2 separate regions of the Mus musculus genome follow, and region 1 is linked to region 2. A link is a loop called in an ENCODE intact Hi-C map of the cell type or tissue named here. Cell type or tissue: gastrocnemius. All regions are shown on one strand. Each heading gives the region's core, and the rest is flanking DNA. Links, peaks and the distances in the headings are about the cores only.

The links. Hi-C counts contacts between places; a loop is a spot of excess contacts. Peaks named below come from ENCODE experiments on the same cell type or tissue, not always from the same donor. Only the 100,000 strongest peaks of a DNase experiment are listed, where the experiment ranks them.
Region 1: a loop joins it to region 2, with 6 times the contacts of the local background. A loop is called at or near these places in 23 of 42 quality-filtered maps.

What each region holds. Positions count from the first base shown.
Region 1 is chr3:75,907,918-75,920,126 of GRCm38, forward strand. Golim4 (golgi integral membrane protein 4) reads right to left here. Exons shown (of 16, transcript NM_001291069.1): 2 at 3,658-3,732; 3 at 2,092-2,141; 4 at 213-266. Among named protein-coding and RNA genes, the nearest start is that of Golim4, 43 kb to the right of the region's middle. In gastrocnemius, for the core only: no CTCF peak of the experiment used is centred there; a DNase peak (open chromatin) is centred at 5,010.
Region 2 is chr3:75,994,549-76,006,757 of GRCm38, forward strand. No RefSeq gene overlaps it. Among named protein-coding and RNA genes, the nearest start is that of Golim4, 44 kb to the left of the region's middle. In gastrocnemius, for the core only: no CTCF peak of the experiment used is centred there; no DNase peak of the experiment used is centred there.

The sequences.
Region 1 (12,209 bases), core at 3,562-6,061, 86 kb before region 2:
AAAAGTAGGTAGTACATTAACCACATTTTTGTAAAAAGAAAAAAAAGTAATAATCATGGGAGGTAATAAACAATCACAATTTTTAGACAACTATGACAATATTCACCAAGTCAACTTTCTCGAACCCTTCTTGTTTATATTAGACATTGTTAACCATTTCAAATGTCGTCTGCTCCCTTCTTCATTCATACGGGACAGTTTAGGTTACTTACTTTCAGCATCTGATGTTGGACATTCAATGCACTATATCTGCTATTGGAATCTTGCTGTAAATAAAAGAAAACCAAATTAATAAAAGATAGCTCATCTTGTTCTTTTGTTGTGAACAGCTTCCTTCCCTAATAAAAGATTTTTCATTTTTGCTTTTGTAAGCTAACATAAACTCTGTTAGAAAGAGCATGTCTTTAGGGACATTTCTTATTTATTTATTTATTTATTTATTTATTTATTTATTTCGCACTACTGGAGATTGAACTCAGGACCTTGCATATACTAGGCAATCACTCTACCACTGAGCCACTCCGTAACAGAAATGAGGTTTCAATTTTCTTCTGGATTCCTAAACTCTGAGTAATAAAAAGATTAGACACACAATCATAAAATGATAGGTTGACAGGATGCTTAGAAATAGTTTGGGCTTATTTCTCATAATCCAAAGAAGCCAAGATGCCCAGCTACTCAATGAACTTCTGAAAGTTACTGTGCATAACTAATATAGGGTGTAGTGGTCAGGACAGGTGGGAGGGGTGGGAGATCCATCAGTTAAGAGCAAACTTCACCAGTTCAGGCTGTCTTAATAGAGGAATCGAAAGGGCTCTTCCCTCAACTTCAGTGGGTATTCCCATAATCTTTATTGTACCTCCACAGTGAGAAACCAGAACCAACACCAGTACTTTTACACAGTACTAAAGGGAGAGATGCAGCCTGAACCCCAGCTGATGAGGGCTGAAGTCTCCCTTCTGATGCCACATTCTAGAACATCCCTGTGATCTAATGGAGCAGCTGTACAGACAGCCCTTCTGGTACCAACATCCGAGGCTGCCACTCGCTACTCTAGGGTGAAGGTCTAGCACAGCACTCTCCGGCTGTGCTATCACCACACAGGGGCACTCCCGGGTTTTCTTCTCATAGCTCCTAAAATAAACTACACTTCTGGTTCATCATTCATCCCCTGCCTTATTCTTTTTTTATTTTTTTAGTTGATAAGGAAACTACACTACAAAATATACAATTGGGTGCACCGAGGTCTGGTTCAGGCTTTTAAAAGCAACTTAGAGTTGAAAGTTGAAAACATCCTCTAGGCAATTCAAAGAACAGACTTTCCTCAGCTTTGAAATCACTAAACACAAATGTTTTATTCAACTAACACTCACACATTTCTGTAGGGTAAGACAAAGACTGGCTTTTCTCCAGCGAATTTTAACTTTAAAATATTTTTAAATGCCAATACCACTCATTCTGTCCATAATTCATCCTTCAGATTCCTGCAATGTGAACACTAAGGCAGTTAGTTCTCCTCCTTGATAGTACTCTGTAAGCAAACAGAAGTCTTTCATGTCAGAGAAAAGAGACGCCATGAGCAAATCAAAGAGGGAATAAACATGAGCTTCCCTGTTGGCACGCACAGTAGCACACACCTATAATCCCAGCACTAGGGAGGTTAAGGTAGGAAGATCAGAAACTCAAAGTTATCCTCTGCTACTCAATGATTTAGACGTCTTCTTGCATACATGAGAACCTGTCTCAAATCGAAATCTAGATCCAAACACAACCAAACAAACCTCATGTGCCACAGAGAAGCTGCCCCAGTTTATCACTAGTCATCAGTAATGCGACAAGAAGTAAGAAAAGATAAGTTTTAAATAAACAATGTGTACAAGTTTCTCTCTTGGTTTCCTTCTTGGTTTTTTTTTTTGTTGTTTTTTTGTTTTTTTTTTGTTTTTTTTTTTTTTTTTTGGTAACAAAAATGTATGTCCACCCTTAATCCATTTATGCTGGTAATAAATGGAGTAAAATTTTTTGCAGTGGTATTTTTATCTCCCTTAAAGTTCATGAGAACAAAATAAAAGCCAAAACAGAACAAAGCCTTACCCTTCCTTTGTTAAGTGTTTCTTGTGCTTCTAACTTATAAACAAGGAAATCTAGGAAAGATAAAAATAGAGAAAGTAAAGTATAAGTTAGTCTATTTAAAAACCTTTAAGCATCTCTGAGAAAAAAATGCTATATACTTTACTCAGATTTACAAAAAGATAACCAGTTTTTTTCAAATCAACATACCTAGTGATTTATGTACATCATGTTACCTCTGGAAGCTTTGGAAAACAGATGACAAAGCTTATAGTTTTCCACTCTCCCTGCTGTCTTCAAGCCCTGCATCACCAGAATCGATGGCAAGTGACTAATAGCACACTTACAATATCTCTGTGAAATCTGCCTTTGAAAGCGGAGAGGGTGCATTTGAGACAAGGGTGATTTATAGCTACCCACTAGAGGGCACACTAAATTCCTTCAGGAACTGAAACGGCAATCAAGCCGTCTTTAATGCTCTGAAACTTTATTATCCACTAGATGGCTCTATAAAAACACTCTGCAATGGAAGACCTGGCAAAGACAAGTCTGAAAGCATTTCTCAGAATGATTAAGTCTGTGCATCCTATGAGTCAGGAGAGGGTTACATAGTACCCAGCACCCACCCCACACTCACCAAAGGAGCCAAGGGTTTACATTCCAAGATTCATCACAAAACATGAATGCATCAGACCTAAGAGTGCAGATAACTTCCAGTACTTGGATGCTAGAGTGTATGCTTGCTTCAAAAGCTCTGACAAAAAGCAATGTGTTAAGTGGTAATTCCTATCTGAACAGCTGGGCTAGGCAAATGTTTCATGAACTTATAGTAACACCTGCTTCATTCAGAAGATTCCAGGTAGAAGGTCAACTCACTGAGTTACAAACTTACATAAACAGTGTCATGTTCTAAACAATGTATGTTTTCCAAACCCCAACCATCAACAGAGGTTTGGTGCAGTGAGGGAATGTCAGGGTGGGAAGGAAGGAGTGGGTGGGGGTAGGGGGGGCACCCTCATAGAGGCAGGGGGAGGGGGCATGGAACAGAGGGTTTCCAGAGGGGAGGCCTGGAAAGGGAATAACATTTGAAAGGTAAATAAAGAAAATATACAATAAAAATATTTAGAAGGGAAGTCATGTGTTAATTTTGATATAATTTGTATGGCAATGTACACAGTCCATGAAGGCTGCAGAAACAGAAGGGAAAGCTTCTAAACACAGTCCTGAGCCTCTAATACAGCCGGTTCTCTACAGGAATGAAGGAAATGAAGCCCTTTGAGTCATGACCTGGTGATGAAGCTCACACATCTTCCACTTGCTATCTGTCTTGAGTTCCCAAAGGAGAAGAAAGGGCTACTTCCCCATGACAAAGACTATATAAAATGTCTGCACTGTGTATAACACATTTATTGACAGCTCTTTCTCGGCCCACTTATAGCACTGGCTTCAGGCAGATTTGAGAGACAGCTTAACAACAACAACAACAACAACAACAACAAAATACAAAACCAAATGCATCATAGTTCAAATTCATGCTACATCAAAGAAGGGTAGGAGGAAATATCAGGGCACAAGCTCATATTGTCTTACCTTCCTTTGCTTTCTTGTGTTCAAGCCTTTCTTTTTGCAAAGATTTCTCTAATCTTGATCTGTGTTCATATACAACTGGAAGAGAAAGAGTTACATTTGTCAGGGAACTAAAGGGTCCAGAGTAAAATTAGCAGCAATTTTTAAAACTTAAAACAGTATAGGGCACACATCCTATTAAAATAAAGTCATAAAGGTTCACATTTAGGGTAAAGAAAGCAGGTAGATCTATTTAAAGATCCAGATTTGGGGCAAACAATACACATGTAATTAGGCATGATTCTGGGTGGACTCCCTAGTAACACTTACATGTCAGTTAGCTAGAAACTTTTCCCTCTGCTCCCTCTGTGTCTCTGCGAGGTCCACTGTATCTCTTCCCAGGCAACTGTGTCCATTTGCATGACTTCAATTGCTGGCCACAAAGCAGTTGCTCTCTCATCCACACGCCCTGCTCTAACATCCCTGGTAAGTTACCGGAGAGAATTTCCCACTCAGTATCCCTGATCTGCAAGGTTACTGTGTTCTGCATCTTCACCAGTGTGAGCTAGACCAATTGCCATCAAAACCGAAGCAGCACACCAGTAGAGTATTGGAGCCCACACATAAAAGAGACACAAAGAAAGAAGAGGGAGAGACACCCCAAAGAACCTCTGAAAGAAAATGCTCACAAAGAGTCAAGTTCACTAACCACGATAGCAAACTGATGTCTATTCTGGAGGGATTTCCTGCCATCTCTGCGTTCTGCTTATAGATACACTCTAAAGAAGTCAGGTGGGCGGAGAGAAGGGAGGAAGAGATACTGTGGACTGAGCAAGGGAACAGTGCTCACCACAGCTCTTAATGCACTGATGGATGGACATCTGCAGCAAGCAGAAGCTGCAAGTGAGAGAAACTTCACCTTGGAGTGAATGAAATATGATTTATTCAACCAGACTAGATCAGATACAATAATCGGCAAACCAGTGACATATGTACCAGTTAGTATAAGCTATTGAAAAATAGTCAGGGGCATTTCATTTTGTTTTAATTCCCAGAGGACACTGAGAAACCAACAAATGTCTCTCGGACTGTATCTGGGAACGGAAGCCTCGGTTGCAGAGTGAGCAGGCAGTAAGGGCTGAGAAAGGGATAAATTCAATTTCAGATGTACCCTCCAAGTCCTGTTCCCTCAGCATTATGTCAACTATGATCTCATTCTCCAGCAAGCTAAGCCAATTCCCTTACTCCATTCTTTGATCAGACCCAAGCACCCCTTGGCTATATATAATTCCATCATCTTTGGTCAATAGCTGTCTGTGTACAACACAAGAACTGTCTTCACATAAATGGCTGCTGCCAAAGTTGTCAGGAGCCCAGGATCTCCTTCCTCTCTCCTGCAATGATTGCAGCTGCTGCAGGGATTGCCTGTTTCCCCTCCGCTCTCTGTCACAGTTTCCTGTTACAAGTGACCGGAGCTCTCCTTCCTTTGTCACCTAGACTGGTACTAAAAACCCCACCCTGAATGATTGCTGGACCTGGGCAAGGAAAGGGAAAGGTAATACTAGTATTTATGATATGAATACTGTTTATCCACTGGCGGTAATATTACCCTATTTCTTTTTACTCGAAAAATCCCCTTGAAAAGACCACAAGGAAGCATTTTCCTCCATTTCATTAGAATCTGGAAGCCCATATATCCATAATCGTTCATAAGTATTACAGATAAGAAAGACCAGGTAGGGTCTTTTTGTCTTTCTAGAAAACGTGATCACAACACACACACATAGACACACACACATAGAGACACATAGACGCACACAGACACACACACACAATTATTTCACCATGCATTTCTCAGGCTTTTGAGCTGGCAAACTATCCAGTGGGTTTATTGTTTCTGTTGGAAAATAGACTGCTAATCAATCCCTGTCACTCATCTCTATTTTCCTATTTATACTTTGAAGGGCATTAGTCAAGATGAGCTAAGGCTACACAATGGCAAAGAATGGATATTCTCACAGCCACAAGCAAGTCTAGTAGGGGACTCATCTCCCAAGTTTGTTGAAAGAGGATATACTATTTTCCAGGCAGTAAAGAATGGAAAAGGGGCTCATTTCCATTTAAAACAAAACAAAACAAAAACAGAAAGGAAAAGCTCACAGGGATTTAAAACAACATTCAAGAGCTTCCTTCAACCATTTGGCATTTTAACACCAGCTTTCATCTAAAAGTTACAAAAGAAATGCTGTGTGCATTCATATCTGGGTGAAAGACTATTTTCAGAAGTTCAGAGCAAAACACTCCAACTCAGAACAGAGAAGCAAATCTTCTCAGCTGGAGAGAGAGAGTTCAGTGGTACGAGCTTGTGTTGCTCCAAGCTTGTGTTGCTTCGGCAGGGGACCCACCCAGGTTTGGTCACCAGAACCCACAGGATGCTTCACAGCCATTAGTAACTCCAGTTCCAGGAGATCAGCACACCCTTTTCTGCTCTTCACAAGCACCAAGCATGGTTGTGGTCCATCTACACACCAGCACAGAAAACCACTCATATGCATAAAATAGATAAATATTTATTTATTTATTTATTTACTTACTTACTTATTTATTTATTTTAAAAATAACATTTAAAAATCCTGCAGAAAGCATCACCAAATGTCTTCACTCCTTAAGCTCCGGGGATGGGGGCAACAGTGCTTTGGCAGTACCCACAACAGTCTGTGATTTTTTTTTCTCCTCTCCAGATCTGACTCCAATAATCTACCATTTTACCTTTATAAAACAGGGGCTAAAGCTTGGATGAGAGTCACATATTCACCTGGTAGGTTTATCATTAATCACATTTTAAACGAACAAATCTGTAGCAGCAGCAGCAGCAGCAGGTCAAAAAAGTTTTGATTACCAGTTCTCAGTATGCCGAGAGAGCAAGGAGCAGTTATTAGATGTCTACTTTCATGTTAGACCAGCTTCTGTCTCAATCTAGTCAGAGAGATATAAAAGAGTCTAGTAGCTTGAAATCAAATTGAGATTTACAACTCTGTGAGCAGGAAGGTTCTGGGAAGTGTTAATTGCCCCTCTTCCGTGATGGCAGAACTATTCCCCCCATTAGCACATGATGATATTCCTTCCTTCCCTTACTGTGTTGGTACGCGCAATGTACATGAGACTGGGCTGTTAAAAAAAACATTAAAAATGGAAATTTAATTCAAAGCAATACATATCTCTCAGAACAGAGTGGTTTAAAAGGCTTTTGAGTAACTTCAGTTCTAAAATCATTTACTTAGGATAATTTGTATGTGAGTGTGTGAAATTCACATTCCTATCCATCCTATGGATGTGTGTGAGTGTGCATTGAGAGACAAGGCAGACAACAGGAATCTTCTCTGATAGTTCTCTGTCTTGTTCTTTTGAGACAGGACCTTTCTCTGAACACGAAGTCTGTCTATTGAGTGAGGCTGTCTGACTAATGAAATCTAGGGGATCCCCCTGTGACACTGGCACTGTGGGTATATCAGACATGATCCATGGCTCCTGGCTCTTTTTCTGGGTTCTGAGGAAGTGAACGCGAGCCTTCATGTCTGTGCAGGAGGTACTTCGCCAACCGAGTTCTCTCCCCAGGCCCATTACGATAGTTTAAGAACTACCTTGACCTGTAGGACCAGTGCACTATAGTACAGAAGATGGTGAGTCAACAGGAAGATAACATTACAGATGAATTTTCTAGTATCTTTCATTCTTGCTTTTGTAATTATACTCCATACAAAGTCTGAGCATGAATACAGAAAATCTTAGAAAATCCACAGCAAATGAGTACCTAAAGGAACAGCAGAGACGCCTGACAGGTTTGATCCACACACTGGATCTTCCCTTCGGCTCCCAGGACAGGGAGAGGGCACCAGTGAAGCAGAGATAAGGTGCTTCTGCCTGGTCTCCCTTCTAGGTCAAGGATGTCATCTCACTCCATCCCTCGAGCATGCTGCTAAAGTTTGGATTTTGAATGGATTCCAAGATCCATAGGCTCAAAGCTCAGTCCTAGAGTGACACCAACGGGAGGCAGTGGAACTTTAGCAGGTGTGACCTAGTGAGGGTCCCTCAGTCACTGGAATGTTCTGTGAAGGCGATTTCTACTTGTTCTTGGCTACCAGTAAGAAGTTATTTTCCCCCCACCACATGCCAAAAAAAGAGAAAAAAAAAAAAGAAAGAAAAAACCAACAACATACAAATAAACAAAAAACGTCAAAACAAACAAGAACAAAGAAAAAAAAAAGCAAACAAAAAGTAGGGCCAAGCATTGTAGTCTGGGACTTTCAAGACTGAGCCCAAGCAAACATTTTCTCTAGAAAAGCTAATTGTCTCGGGTATTTGCTGTGCTGGCATGAAGGTAACATACATATCTTCTATTACAACCTTCCCTCCCTGGGGTATAACTTATACTTTAATTTGGTTGTTATCTAACTCTCCTGCGTGTTTAAGACCCAGTCTTTGGGGTAAGGCCTTCTCATGTCTTCCATTCATATTCTCAGTGATTCATTTATTATTCCTCTCCCAGCCCCTAGCCTTCTTGCTTCTCCCTGAATGTGGGAGAACCACATTAACCCAGCAGAACACTCTTTTTTCTTCACATATCTGCATAAATGGGTTCTGAGTTCCCTTCAGGTTCTCAGGGCTGGGGAAGTGGCTCAGTGCACAGGAGTTCTTATTGGCCTATGATGCGCACCCATCTGCAAACCACTGAAAGAAACAGAGGCTGTGCTGGCAGACTGTTTGTGGAAAGTCTTCAAAGCTGAAAGAGAAGGTCCAGCTGCACAGGAGTCTTGCACTGTACAGGGCAAAGCTCCATTTTAAAACGCATGCATGGTTGTACAGGCACAGGGGTTAGAAGTGTACAAGCTCTGACAATCGAAACAAAAGTTACTCCAAAGAAAAACATATTGTATATAGACTTTATGCAGGTACCTTCTTATCTCAGCAGTAGTAGGATTTCAGCCCGACTACTTTAAAGTATTTCAAGAAAATAATGAAGACAAGAAAAATAAGAAAGAAGTAGGTAAGTGAAGGTGGGGCCAGAGGAGTTGTTTCTAGACCTTCAAAATGATACAGAGATACACACAAACCCCCTTAAGTTGGGGTAAGCATATGTTATGGTTTGAGTGTAAAATGCCCCCAACAGGCTCATGGTGTTTGAACAATTGATCTCCAGCTGGTGGTGATGTTTTGAAAGATTGTGGGGTGTTAGGGAGCAGAGAAAACTTCAGAGAGCATCCCCACATGCTGTCTGCTCTCAGCTTCCATACAGGATGTACAATGTGCCTAACTGCCTTAAGTGCCTGTTCCCAAGGCTTCTCTAACATGCTGGGCGGTATCTCTCTGAGCTATCGGCCAAAATAAACACTTAATTCTTTACGTTGTTTGTCTTCAGATATTTGGCTCCATCAACAAGATAAGTATCTAATTTGGAAGTAAAGGCACAAGGGTTTTTATAAAGAAACAATGGATCTATGTGATTGAAGCAAGCATAAAAGTCAACTTTCATAATCATCTAACTATTTTACGCGTATTTGCCTCCACAGACACTTTGCATACTTCTACCAAAAATACTAAAGTTCAGTATTCAAATACCAGTTCTTATGTGGTTTCTATATAACAAACGATATTTATTGATTGCACACTATGTTCCAGGCATTGTTCTGACACCTGGGACTATGGCCACAAACAGATATATTTTTGTAAGTCTGCCTTCTAGAAAACAGTATTCTTGTCTGACTGAGACATAGACATGGTGAATAGTGAACAAAATAAATACTATATTATATGGTAATTGAAACAGCAAGATAAAGAAAAAATACTGAAAGATATTGGAAGTGTGAAGAGGGATGGGGAGGCAGGTTTCTCCTTAAGAAGGATTCATTGGGGGCGTGGGGGCTTAAGCCTTTAATCCCAGCACTCGGGAGGCAGAGGCAGGTGGGTTTCTGGGTTCGAGGCCAAGCCTGGTCTACAGAGTGAGTTCCAGGACAGCCAGGGCTACACAGAGAAACCCTGTCTCGAAAAACCAAATGTTGCGGGGGGGGAGGGGGGGCGAAGAAGAAGGATTCATTGGAAGCTAAACTTAAAAGAATTATAGAGATGCAGAGAGAGAATGTGAGTGCTGCAGACAGAGAAGGCAGATCAGAAACATGCTTGTGCTAGAAGACATGTCCAGAGGTCTGAGCGTCTGATTATGGTCAGCCTCGGGGACAAGGGTTTGGAGAAGGGGAAACATTGCGTAGGCCTCTAACTTTGATCTTTACTCACGCGGATATGGGGAATCATTGGTTTGTTCTGAGCAGAAACGTGATGGGAACTTTGTATTAATGAGGCTTCATGGAGTACAAGATACAATCGGGGAGTGGTATTGTGTAGCTCTTTCCTCCAAACTGAAGCAATCTTAGCGGAAAGGAGGAGTCTCAAGATCCTAGAGCTAACAAAAAGTGTGTGCGGCTCAGGAGCTCAGTCAGTTACAAAATCCACACAGCTGCTCCCCAGGGAAGAACACGAACAACTACTGCAGAGAGGAGACGTCACTGAACTACGTGTAAATCATACAGGGTGGTCTACGGATGCAACTTTGGGGGGTTAATGCATGCTAAGAGTAGGCTGTTTGCTGATATCCCTGCCCTTCAGTCACGCATGCTCATTAATGTTACCCCTCGTCCATGTTCCTGTAAGTAGCGCCCCTTATCTCACTGGAGCACAGAGACAGACCAAGCCTGTCAACATTTTAGCACAGAGTGGGAGGGAGCACGGGGGGGGCCTCACTCCCGAGGAGCTGTCCATAGCTGATAGCTTCTAGGAGAGGGACAATCATGTTTGTTTTGTTTTTTTTTTTTTTAAGTTTGTGGCTCTTGGTGTGTCAACTACATTCAGGAGGACAGTCCTACTCCCAGGAATATATATAAGTAGCACAAATTAGAGTTGGTGGGCAATTTATTTTAAAATAAAATTTTGAGCTGGGAATGGATCTGAGGTGATAAGGGGAAAAGTGTGGGTTGATATGATCAAAATACATTCATAGTTATCAAAAATTAATAAAATATTTTTAAAAATAAGCCAGACAGCAAGTTGTTACTTACTGAATAATTCTATTTATACAAAGTTCAAGAGCAAGCAAACGAGTGCTGTGGACTAGCGCTTAACGTGTGTGTGTGTGTGTGTGTGTGTGTGTGTGTGTGTGTGTGTGTGAAGCTGAGGGACCTTATCTCAAACTAAAGCAACAACAACACAAAAGAAACTAAGAACATAAAACACATCTAAAGAGTCATTTTGTCTCTATCTCCTGACATAATTCGATTTAAACTTGTATGCAGAGTGACATCAATATCAACATAAACTGAGGTTTTTTTTAATTCTCACACAGTTTCCAGGGGACACAGTTTGTATCTTGATATAGCCATCGGGAGATTTATGTCATATGACTTTTCTGGAAACGTTGTCCTGTCTCACGGTGATGAGGATGGACCGTTGACTTTATTTGTTCGGTGAGAGCACAGTCATGCTTTCTGTTTGGCCAACTCCTAGATTGATTGATTTTGTTTTATTTTTGTGGAAAGCCCTGTTTCCCAAGATATTTTGTATTTGCAATTTTGAGGACACATTCCTGGGAATAAATACCCACTGTTTTTAAATGTTCCTGTAGGCTTAAAAAAAAAATCTGTCAGGTGCCTTCCATAAATATCTAACTGCATCAAATGAGGTCACTTTGAGCTCAGGTGTCTTCCTCATACAGATCTGTTACTTGAAATGAAGCAGTGGAGAAGGTACCCAGGGATTGCAGAGGCTCTGCCCTGATTCTAGTGTGAAACGACTTTATTTCAGAGGTCAGAGCACCTGATTATGGCCAGCCTTCAGGGCAAAAGGCTTGGAGAGAGAAAAGGGAAACTTTCCATAGGCCTCTAACTTGGATTTTTACTCACATAAACATGGGGAACCACTGGTTTATTCTGAACAGAAGTGAGATGGGATCTTTGTACTAATGAGACTTCATGGGGTACAAGATACAATCAGGGTGTTGTGTAGCTCCAAATTGAAGCATTCCATCTTGGAGGAAAGAAGGAGTCTCGAGATTCAAGAGCTCACATAACTTAATAAGTTATAAAATCAGAAGGCTAATTTTGCAAGAAGAGAACCCTCTCTAGTATGTGAGTATGGTTGACAATCACTGACAAAGACAGAGGAATACACAAAAGTAAAGGATCTGTAGGTACATAAATCCAGATAGCTGAGTGAATAGCTAGAAGTGCATAGCATATATCTAGGAGGATAGGGGTTCACTTCATTTGACAAAGGAATTGCTTAGCATGTATGGGGCACTGGGTTCAACTCCCAATCCACAACTCTCTGGAGGTAGAGACACTGGAGGCAGGAGAATCAAGAGATCAAGGTTATTCTTGGCCATATACACATTGAGGTCCAGGTCTTAGATACATAATGCCTTGCCTCATACATTAAAACAAACCTCTGTAAATATGTCTGTCTATTATCTATCTATCTGTCTATCTGTCTGTTGTCTGTCTGTCTAGTCTGTTTATCTATCATCTATCTGT
Region 2 (12,209 bases), core at 3,379-5,878:
TATTCATTCCTCTGTTGAGGGGCATCTGGGTTCTTTTCAGCTTCTGGCTATTATAAATAAGGCTGCTATGAACATAGTGGAGCATGTGTCCTTATTACCAGTTGGAACATCTTCTGGATATAGGTCCAGGAGAGGTATTGAGGGATCCTCTGGTAGCACTATGTCCAATTTTCTGAGGAACTGCCAGACTGATTTCCAGAGTGGTTGTACAAGCTTGCAATCCCACCAACAATGGAGGAGTGTTCCTCTTTCCCCACATCCTCGCCAGCATCTGCTGTCACCTGAAATTTTGATCTTAGCCATTCTGACTGGTGTGAGGTGGAATCTTGGGGTTGTTTTGATTTGCATTTCCCTGACGATTAAGGATGCTAAACATTTTTTCAGGTGCTTCTCAGCCATTCGGTATTCCTCAGGTAAGAATTCTTTGTTTAGATCTGAGCTCCATTTTTTAATGGGATTATTTGATTTTCTGGAGTTCACCTTCAAAGTTTGGAGCTGACACGAGAGGATGGACCATCTAGAGGCTGCTGCACCCAGGGATCCATCCCATAACCAGCCTCCAAATGCAGACACCATTGCATATGCCAGCAAGATTTTCCTGAAAGGACCCTGATATAGCTGTCTCTTGTGAGGCTGTGCCAGTGCCTGGCAAACACAGAAGTGGATGCTCACAGTCAGCTATTGGATGGATCACAGGGCCCCCAATGGAGGAGCTAGAGAAAGTACCCAAGGAGCTAAAGGGGTCTGCAACCCTATAGGTGGAACAACTATGTGAGCTAACCAGTATTCCCAGAGCTCGTGTCTGTAGCTGCATATGTATCAAAAGATGGCCTAGTCAGCCATCATTGGGAAGAGAGGCCCTTGTTCTTGCAAATTTTATATGCCCCAGTACAGGGGAACACCAGGGCCAAGAAGTGGGAGTGGGTGGGTAGGACAGCAAGGGGGGGGGTATGGGGATAGCATTTGAAATGTAAATGAAGAAAATACCTAATAAAAATTGGAAAAAAATAAATGAAGGCTTATTATTTCGAAAGTATTTTTGCTATCTGTAAGAGATATGTCCATTTCTCTTTTGGAGAGGAACCAGCAAACTGATGAATGAGAAGAAAAACTGCTTAAAAATGTGCTTCTAGTTTCATGAGGTCCCATTTATAAACTGTTCATCTTAGAGCATGAACCATTGGATTTCTGTTTAGGAAAATTTCCCCTGTGCCAATGAGTTCAAGTCTCTTTTCCATTTTCTCTTCTATTAGATTCAGTGTATCTGGTTTTACGGACTCAAAGAGAGAGACTTTAGATAAAATTCCCAACAGTAGGGAAAGGGAACTTATAGAGCCCACCTCCAGCAGGAAGACAGGGCATCAAGTGAGGGATGGGGTTGCAATCCTACAGTCACATCTCTGACCCATAATTGTTCCTGTCTGAAAGAATTACAGGGATGGAAATGGAGAGGAGCCCAAGGAAAAGAAGGTCCAGTGATAGACCTAAAGTGGGATCCAGCTCAAAGGGAGATCCCAAGGCCTGACACTATTACTGTGGCTATGGAGTGCTCACAAAAAGGGATGTATCATGACTGCCTTCAAAAGACCCAACAAGAAGCTGAAAGAATCAGATGCAAATACTTGCACCCAACCAATGGACAAAAGCAGCTGACTCCTGTTGTTGAATTAGGGAAGGCTGAAAGAAGCTGAGGAGAAGGGTAATCCTGTAGGAGGACCAGCAGTCTCAATTAATTTGGACCCCCGAGAGCTCTCAAACACTGAATCTCCAAACAGACAGCATACATCAGCTGATATGAGGCCCCAACACACATAGAGTAGAGGACTTCTGGGTCTGTGTTCATTCAGAGATGATGCACCTAACCCTCAAGAGACTGCAGGCTCAGGGAGTTTGGAGGTCAGGTGGGTTGTGGGATAAGGGGCATCCACGTGGTGACAGGGTGGGGTGGGGAGGGGAGGAGGTATGGGATGTGGAGCAGTTGGAGGGTGGGAGGGGAGGGGTGGGCAATGGAATATGGAGTATAAAAAATAAATTAAAAAATAAAATTAAATTTGTAAAAGGAAGTACGTTGGCAACATGGCCATCTAACAAAGCAAAAATAAGTAAGTAAGTAAGTAAGTAAGTAAGTAAGTAAGTAAGTAAATAAAAATAAAATGTGCATCTACCCAGAAGCCCATAGAAACAGATGCAGAGACCCACAATGAAACATTAGACAGAGTTCAGTAAGTCTTGTTGAAGAGTTGGGGAAGTATTGGGGGACCTAAAGGGGATAGGGACTCCACAAGAAGACTAACAAGGTCAACTAACCTGAACTTTTGGGGGGCTCCAACCAAAGTGTGAGCATGGACTGGACCTACCCCCTCCTACGACCACCCTGCATATATGTCGCAGCTGTGCAGCTTGGTCTTCATGCCTGTCCTCCAACAACTGTAGAGTGGGCTGCCCCTGACTCTGTTGCCTGCCTGTGGATCCAGTTCTCCTAACTGGGTTGCCTTGTCTGCCCTTCAGGGAAGAGGATGTACATTGTCCTGCAGTGAGTTGATGTGCCAGAGTGGATTGATACCCAAGGTGGGGGCTCCCCCTTTTCAAAGGAGATGGAAGGAGGGTTGAGGGGAGGGGTTGTGTGTAGTAGTACTGGGAGAGGAAGCTGTGATTGGAATGTAAAATGAATAAATAAATTAAAAGTATGGACCATCTAGAGACTTCCATATCCAGGGATCCATCCCATAATTAGCCTCCAAACGATGACACCATTGCATACACCAGCAAGCGTTTGTTGCAAGGACCGTGATATAACTGTCTCTTGTGAGTCTAGGCAGGGGCCTAGCAAACACAGAAGTGGATGCTCACAGTCAGCTATTGGATGGATCACAGGGCCCCCAATGGAGGAGCTAGAGAAAGTATCCAAGGAGCTAAAGAGATCTGCAACCCTGTAGGTGCAACAACATTATGAACTAACCAGTACCCCGGAGCTCTTGACTCTAGCTGCATATGTATCAAAAGATGGCCTAGTCGGCCATCAATGGAAAGAGAGGCCCATTGGTCAGGCAAACTTTATATGCCCCAGTACAGGGGAATGCCAGGGCCAAAAAATGGGAATGGGTGGGTAAGGGAGTGGGGGGGGGAGGGTGTGGGGGACTTTTGGGATAGCATTGGAAATGTAATTGAGGAAAATACGTAATAAAAAAAAAGAAGGTATTAAAATGATTTTTGTTAGGGGCTGGGGAATTGGCTCAGCAACTAAGACTGTTACTCTTGCCTAGGAGTCTGTTTTCAAAGGTTTTTAATTGGAATTAATTTTATCTCCTCTTCCCCTTTTCTTCCCTCCAGTCCTTTCCTGCTGTCTCCCTCAAATCCTTCCCATGCTTCCCACATTCTAAAGTTCATAGCCTGTTTGAAAATTATATTTGATACACACACACACACACACACACACATACACACACATTATATATATGTATATGTGTTACTCACACACATCTATATATCTATATAAAACCTGCTCAGTCCATTTTTTTCTTGCTTGTGTGTATATAGTTTGAAGTCTGACTACTCTATTTTAGACAACCAATAATGGGACTCATTCATAGGAGAGACTAATTCTCCTACCAACAGTCAATAGTTACCTGTAGTTCTTTGTCTAGAGGTGCAAACCATGAAAAGAAATTTTCCTGCTTCTACATTAACGTTGTCATTGATTCTGCTACTGTTCTGGTCTGGTTTATGTAGCCATTTTTAGAGATACTGTTTATATAGCCATTTCAAAGAGGGTCTGTTTCACAGGAAACTTCCTGGTATTCTGTCTCTTACATTTTTTTTCTACCCTATCTTTCAAAATGTTTCCAGAGAACTAGATGCAGGAGGTGTGATGTATCCCTTGGGGCTAGGACCCCAAGATCTGTTCATCTCTTCTTTATGTTCTGTAGTGATTTTCTGTGCCTATCTCTCTTTTCTAGACTGGAACAGTACATAGAGATTGTTGTGTACCAGTTGTCTCTCAGGGGTTGAAAGTGGGCCCCTATTGCTGGTTGTCACCCATTTAATTATGGACACACAGTTCAGATTATTACAGCTATATCTGATCTGAAAGTCTCTTTCTTGTTGTCTAGCTTCTAGAGTTCTAGAAAACACTATGTAAGCTTCCAAGAGTGGGAAGCAATGAATAGTCCTACCTACCTGAAACACTTATGGACCACAGATGGAAATGACAAGCATGGCAATGTATACACAAAGGAGCAATAAGTGACACTCACATGTTGACAGTAACCATTGGATATCTTAGAAGACTCAAGGCTCACTAAAAAGGAGGAAAATCAGATCTGATACTGGAAACCCAACTTGCTTCTTGGACGTTGTAATGCTATGGACCTTAGAAAAATCAATTACTACCATCTATGTAATGCTAGATGAGCATTAATTCCTCATTATAATCTAAATTTTATTCTTAAAGTCTGAGTTGTATTTGCCAAGCAATCTTTTGTTTCCAAGTATTCACATGGTGGCTCACAACTGTAACTAGTTCCACAGAATCGGTTGTTTCCCCCTTTCTGTCCTCTGCAGGCCATGTGTGAACATATTGTGTGTGTATATATGTGCATGTGTGTGTGTAGGCAGAACATACAAAAATTTAAAAGACGAATAAAAAATACATCTTTTAAAATCTGATCTGTAAGTCTCTTTCTTATGGTCTAGCTTCCTAGCTTCATGGTTCTAGAAAATACTATGCAAGCTTCCAAGAGTGGGAAGCAATGACTAATCCTACCTACCTGAAACACTTATGGACCATAGATGGCAATGACAAGCATGGCAATGTATGCACAACTGAGCAATAAGTGACACTCACATGTTGTCTTATCACATGACTTATCTCATGGGGTCAAGGAAGGACACACATTCGCTTGTTCCTCTCTTCCTTTAAAGGCCACAAAATGCTGTTGTCATTGATTATGGAATGTTCAGATACAATGATAAGTGGAGGATTACTGCTCAGAAAATGATTGTACTGGCTGATACATATTTATTTGTCTACTTTCTTTTTGAGATTTCAAGTAACAAACTCAGTTTTGGGATACTGAGACTTTCCTTTTAAAGACATTGTAAGGAATCTAACACCAAGGAAAGTCTATAAAACAATCAACCTTTGATACATATTTAAAAACTTATTAAAGTTATTTCTCTTGGGACTGTAGAAATGGCCAAGAAAACATGCTACTTTGGCCAAATGTCCAGTTCTCAGTACACACATGATGGCCCACAATGGCCTGTAACTCCAGTTCCATGGGTCATTTACTGTTTCACAGTAACATGTTCCCATACAGCAGGAAGTCATGGGTTAGGACTGGGGGTTTAGCTCAGAGGGAGAGCTTGCCTAGCAAGTGAAAGGCCCTGGGTTCCGTCCTCAGCTCTGGAAAAAAAGAAAGAAGAAGAAGAAGTCCTGGGTTGTTCCGTAGGGAGTGTTTGTGCTAGCTTTTAGAGCTTTGTCCATTTATCTTCTGTTTTGTATACTACAGAGATGACTTCAGTCTTATGCTCTGGGCAAATTGCTTTTTAACGTAGCAATCCAGGCCTCTTTACTGCAGTGAACATTGGGTGGTGAACTGGAAGGAAGAATTCTTATGTAAGGCAGTCATCCACTGAGATACATACCAGAGCTTATTATGTCAAAGTGACAATGTAGAAGTCTTGTACATTGATTCTTAACTCATTGGTTTTTTTCAAAGTCTGCAAATAGACTTCTTTCCCTTTGACACAATTGTGTTCACATGCTACAAGAAATTGTGGCTTATTATTCTGAATATATTTGTGCTAAGTTTTCAAGTTTTTATTGTTTACTGTGCTGGCTAGATTTATGTCAACTTAACACAAGCTCGAATCATTTGGAGAGAGGGATTCTCAGTTGAGTAAATACCTTTCATAAGATTGGCCTGCAGCTGAGTCTGTGGTGCACTTTTAAAATTAGTGATTGATATAGAAGGACCCAACCCATTTTGGGTGGTGCCATTCTGGTTTGATGGTACTGGGAGCTATTAGAAAGCAGGTTGAGCAAAGCAGTAAGCGGTACTACTTCATGCCCTCTGGATCACTTCCTGCCTCTGGGTTCCAGGCTTGAGCTCCTCCCACGACTTCCCCAGATACTGGAAAATAAGCTGCAAGATGAAATAAACCTTTCCCCAGTTCCTGAGTTGCTTTTGGCAGTGGTATGGAATCCCAGCAATAAAAACTTCAGCTCAGAGACTTCCCTTCTCTTTTGGTGTAAAACTAACAAACTTAGTCTCACATTTCTGGGAGTGGGAATTGGTATTATAGACCTCTACCAATAGTTACCAGTCCAGGGTTGCATGGTTTATAGAAACTCATCCTGTAAGGTGTGTTCAAGAACCTGGTTAAGCAAACTTACTTATCTCAGGAAATCAAAGGAAGAAACACATTCACTGGCTTTGCTAAATATTTCTTTTTCTTCATAGACTAGAAGGGTTTAGTTTGCTGTCGACAACATCCTTTTTTACAGGAAAGAGATGAAGGCTTGTTCTTCAGAAAACATCTGTGCTGGCATTAAGAGTTCTCTTTTGCATTGTAAGTAACAAAATCAGTCTCAGGCTCCTGATATGTTCCTTCTTCGAAGTTACAGCAGAGTGAACAACGCAGGAGGGACTCTAACAAAGACACAATATAACACATACATCGCAGAAATGTACTAAACATACTTTAGTGGGGCTGCACAGAGGTCTCTGAAGTTAGCACTTGCTGGGGTTACATAGGATAAGAGTTTGTTTCCGGGATGCTCAATTCCTTCTGTACTTACATCTCCTCATTATCTGTTGCCCTCTTCTGCCCTCTGCAGGCTATAAATGTAAGAGTTACACATACATACCTGCTAGCAAATATGTGTGCAATAGCACTTAGTGTAAAAAAGAGGATATGAATTTGAAGGAGAGTAGGTAGGAATAGATTAGAAATTTCATAGTAGAATAGACATAATTCTGTGTTATGCCATAAGATACTCTTACCTCTTCTAACTGCATAATTATCTGAGTCTGAATTGTTTTTATGTATCAGAAGACACATAGATAAAAAGTTTTAAACTCTATATGTCATATTATTAGATATGGAAATACCATGAGTATATAGGCAACACTGATTGAACACAAAATACTAAATATATCTATAAGACAGTCAGAGGGTGGATCAGGACGACAATAAAATCTGGAGTGTAAAATAAAAATAAAATAAAAATAAAATGTTTTATTTTGAAAAAAAGTTTCAGAAGGAGAAAAGGAAAGGGAGAAATGTTACTATATTTTTAAACTCATAAATTTAAAAAGTGTTTAAAAAGAATGGAAAATTCATATGCATGAACTTAAAAATATTTTAAAATGTTACTTTTCTCAAGGTATAGAAGGAAATGTGTTTCACTTTCCACCTGATTGCATTTCAAAGATTATAATAGGGCCACTTTCACTTTGATGGTAATGTGTTCATGTGCAACAAGAAATTAAGGCTCTTTACCAAAAAATAATTTAGGCTACTGCTATTACCCCGGTTGCCTCCCAGAGGTGGAAGGTAAGTCTCTATGGTAGAAGACAATGCTCTGAGAAGAGAAGAGAAATTAGCTGGATGTGACCCTAAAACTTCCTTCTTGAGGACTATCTTTTATAATACTGGAAAATGTTGCCCAAACTGCCATGAAGGAGAGCACTGGATAGGCCTAACCAGCTCTGATGCTTATGGGTAACAACAATCACCAGCATGGCAGGATGTCCTTAATGGTGAATAGTGGTACTCATCTTGGCAGGAACCAACTGCTGTCTAATTGGATTTAAGTCCTCCTTACCATGAGGGACATCATGCCTGGTACTGAAAACCTAGTCAATCACCTGTGCTATAAGGTCACAAATCTCAGAGAATAACCTACTAAGGCCACTAATGCTAATAGTTTCATAAACTGTTGTACAAGTGTATTGTCAGTACTTATTTTTATACTCACAGACAGTTTTAGTTCTGTGTCCTCATCATAGAAGATTATGTCCACAGAAAAGAGAGAAAACCACAATTAGTCAAAATTCAGAGAACAACTGACTGTGCTGCTTGTCCACATTTGCTACATCCACAAAAACATTTATTCCCATGGTTCAAGGAATATTATGGAAGTGAGGGCACAAGGATGGTGAGAGACAGAGGGCCACAAAACCTGTCCTGAGATTGTGTCTTTTGGAACCTGACAGGGAAGTGAAATCCACAACATCTCCACATATGGCTGTGTAAACTTAAGGCATAAACAATGAAAACACCAGTTGACAAGCCGGCATTCATCATGGAGCCCCAGGCTTCAATAAAAGGCTACAGGCAGTGTAAGAATGCTTAGTGGCAGAAACTTAGTTATTCTCAGAAATGAACCCCCAATAGCTAGCCAACACTAAATGGTGAGTCCTAAATATATACATATGAAAACCACCAAACAGATGCAGCAGGTGCATTTATATATTTGCTCATGCAAAAATTAAAAATAAGAGGATATGAATTTGAAAGGGACAGAAGTAGGTGGACTAAGAAAGATATTAAAGGGAAATGAGTGAGTGGGTTATGATGGAATTATATTTTAAATACATAAAAATGGTCCCCTTTCAAGTGTACCCAAGACTATTACTAAACATGACCCAGGGTGTTACATAGGTGACTCAGTGATTAAGATCTAACAGAAAAGATGGGAATAAGACTAGTCTAATTTACTGATAGAGTGTTTAAGGAATGACTGAGGGTTTATTACACCAGGAAGAGATATACCATGGTCCTAAGGGAGACATTTATACCACATTATAGACTTAGATTTTTCAAAACCTACTTTAATAAGGGTTCATAAATGCTTCAACCTTGCTTCTAGCCCACCTACCAGAGGTAGGGGAAAAGAAAGGTTAAAAGGAAATGGAGGATGTGGGCCTGTTTATAAGAAGATTTTTGGTGGTGGTTCAAATATTTGTTGTCAGTATATCAGCAGTGCATTCCAAAACACCAAACACGAATCTGTAGCAGCAGCTTGATCCAGAAGAAACCAGGCGGAAGAGGCAAGAAGCAGCTGGAACTACAAGAAGTTCTCTGACACACTTCTCTCTGTAAGTTACAAGTGAAGACCAGTGAAGACCAGCAAAGCCTTGCAAGGCAAACTGACACAAGAGCATTGTCAGCGAATGCCAGTGAAGCACTGCAAGGCGAACCAATGCCACAGGGTTCCTCCACTCTCTGTGGGGAAATATTACAAACTCTCTAAACATCATGTGGCCTCTCAAGAGTCTGCTCCAGCAAAACAGCACATGGCCGTTCCCAAGACAGCTTCCAGAAAAACACAAGTCTGTTCTCAGCCAAATACCCGCCCATAAGACAGCTTCCAGAAAAACACCACATGTCTGTTCTCAGCCAAACACCCGCCCATAAGACAGCTTCCAGAAAAATCATCACATGACACAAATGAGCCTCCAAAGAGGCCAGACATTTCTATTTCATATTTGCCTTTCTGTTTAAAAAATTGTCTTATTCTCTAACATTAACAATCTACATACAATAGAAGCAATCATAAGACCCAGAAAACTAGAAACCTACACCAAATTTTAAATAAGCAGCTTACCCAGTCAAACAATACTAACAAAGGAAACAAATTTCTATACATACACAATAATGAAACTAAACAACCTTCAATTTCTATCAAGATCCTATCACCACCCAAAGCTTAGGAAACATCCCGGCAGAAGTGGTGGAGGAAAATTAAAACAGAGCCAAAGGGAACCAATGTTAGCAATGAGGATCTTCTGTAATAGCCCTGCTGTTGTGCTCACCATCTCACCCCAGCTATGACTGAGGTCATCAGTATCCCATGATGCCTGCGAGTTCATGAGGCTCCATGAGTTGTTGCAGGCCTTCAGAAATCATTGCTAAGGCAAAGGATGTCATTTTCTTCACTGGGGCAGCTACTGAGAAGTAACCAGTGCTCCAGTAAATAACTCCCCAACACACACACTCATGCTCATGCAAGCAGCCATACTTAAATTCAGTGGGTTATTAATAAGACAGAAAACCTGAGAGGAACTTATGGAGAGGGAAAGCAGTGGGAAAGGGAAGGGAAGGAGAAAGGGAAATGGGAGGTAAAAATTACTAAATATATGTATCAAGTTGTAGACTAACAATAGTAATTGAAAAAAGAAATGACTGTATTTTTATGATGCAAAATGATGTCATCAACACTCACAATCTGGCAGGTATAAATAGCCATTTATCAGGTAAGCTAGAAAAACGCAATATAGTAATATTTTAATTTTAAAATCTAAGAGTTATACACTAAGTATATCTATACTTCCTTCAAGACTGTGTTAAATTTACCACAGTAAAAATTAATCAGCAAATAGACTTACTGAACATTCTAAAGGTAGAGGGTAGTGAGACATCTCAAATATTTCACTTCCAAATAAAAAAATATGATCAAAATACCTTGTATGAAGTTATCAAAGAACAAATAAAATATTCTAAATAGATAATTTTTTTCTTCACCCAAACAAAGGAAGTATGCATTAAATATGTTGAAACATAGATGAAGAACACTTATTCATTCTTACAATCAGGACATTCCACAGGATTCAAATAAGCTAGAAATATGGAACATTTTAATAGCTTTTAATATGAAATTTAAATATTTCTACTAGCCCAATTTAATGTGTTTTAGCTATATATTTATTTTTGATAAAATTTAAACTCCCTAAAGTCCAACTTACCAATTTTCATTTTGCAGTTCATATGTATTTCATTCAAAGACTATTTGCCTAATCAAAACTTACAAAGATATTTAGTTTTTCTTTTCAAATATGTGTGCAATTTACTATTATTTTCAGGTGATTATTTGCATGTTACAGGATTATATTTAGGGTACTTGCCAAAACTAAGTGAACCATGTCAGTATCTGAAGTGTACATCTGCCGTTCTGTCCTTTTTGCTTTCTCTTTCATCATACATTATCATAAGCATCAAGACGAATAGGTGTCATTTTAATGCTTTGTCCTGAAGCCCATCTCCCAGCTACTTTCCTATTGCCATAATAAAGCACTGTGACCAAAAGCAACTCCTAGAGCAAATGGTTTATTTGAGCTTACCGGTAATTCCAGAAGGAGTTGAGCCCATCCTGACCCGGAAGTATGCCAGCAAGTGACAAGCAGGAAGCTAAGAGTTCACATCCTGAACAGTTGTCACAAAGCAGAGAAAGCAACCGACAGATTGGGTAAGACTGTGAGCATTTAGAACCCTCCCCTCCAGTGACACACTTCTGCCCGCAAGGCGGCACCACCCAAACTTCTTCAGACAGTGCTATCAACTGGTGACCAAGTGTTTACAGGGACATCTCTCATTCAACTCAACAGTCTCTTTGAGGTGTGATCTCAATGATCACTAAGAACATTGTTTACAAGAGTTTTTCTATGTCCTAGTAAAGGCACTCCAGCTTCTAGTTTCTAATGGTATTTTAAGTCACTTCCTTTAATTCTTGAGCTGAAGCCTTGTAATACCTTTTAACAATTGGCTAAGCCAAGCATCATGATCCACTTCCAAAGTGTTTCGTTTGTTCTTTTAAGTTGTACTGCATCCTTCAAGAACCAGGCTAGGTATTAGTTAACTTTGTTCTTTATATTTCCACAAGGATATGACAAAGTTCTGAGATAATCAGCTTATAAAACTGAATGCTTAATTTTGCTCATAATGTTAGAGTTTTTGAGCAATTGTGTACCTATAAACATTATATAGATAGATAATAGATAGATAAATAGATAGATAGATAGATAGATAGATAGATAGATAGATAGATAGATAGACAGATAGATAGAATAATATTTCTCCTCAGAGTGAAGAAACACAAAAGAGAAAAAGGGCCCAGACTCTCATGAATCCCTTTGAAGTTTTACCTCCAGTGACCTAAGAGCCTCAAGGAGTTCTTGTCCTTAAAATCTCTATCCCTCCCCAAGGTTTGGGACATTCCATATCTAATGAGTAACAGTAATCTATAGCTGTGTAAACAATCATCATAAAAATAGTGACTATGAATGCAACATATTTGTTATCTGGAGTTTCTGAAGAGTACATCTCAGAGGAAGCTTAGATGATTAATTTTGACTCAGTGTTGATATTCAGTCTCAACTGAGCTTTTGACCAATGGTGTGGTCATCTGAAAAATTGCTGGGAAT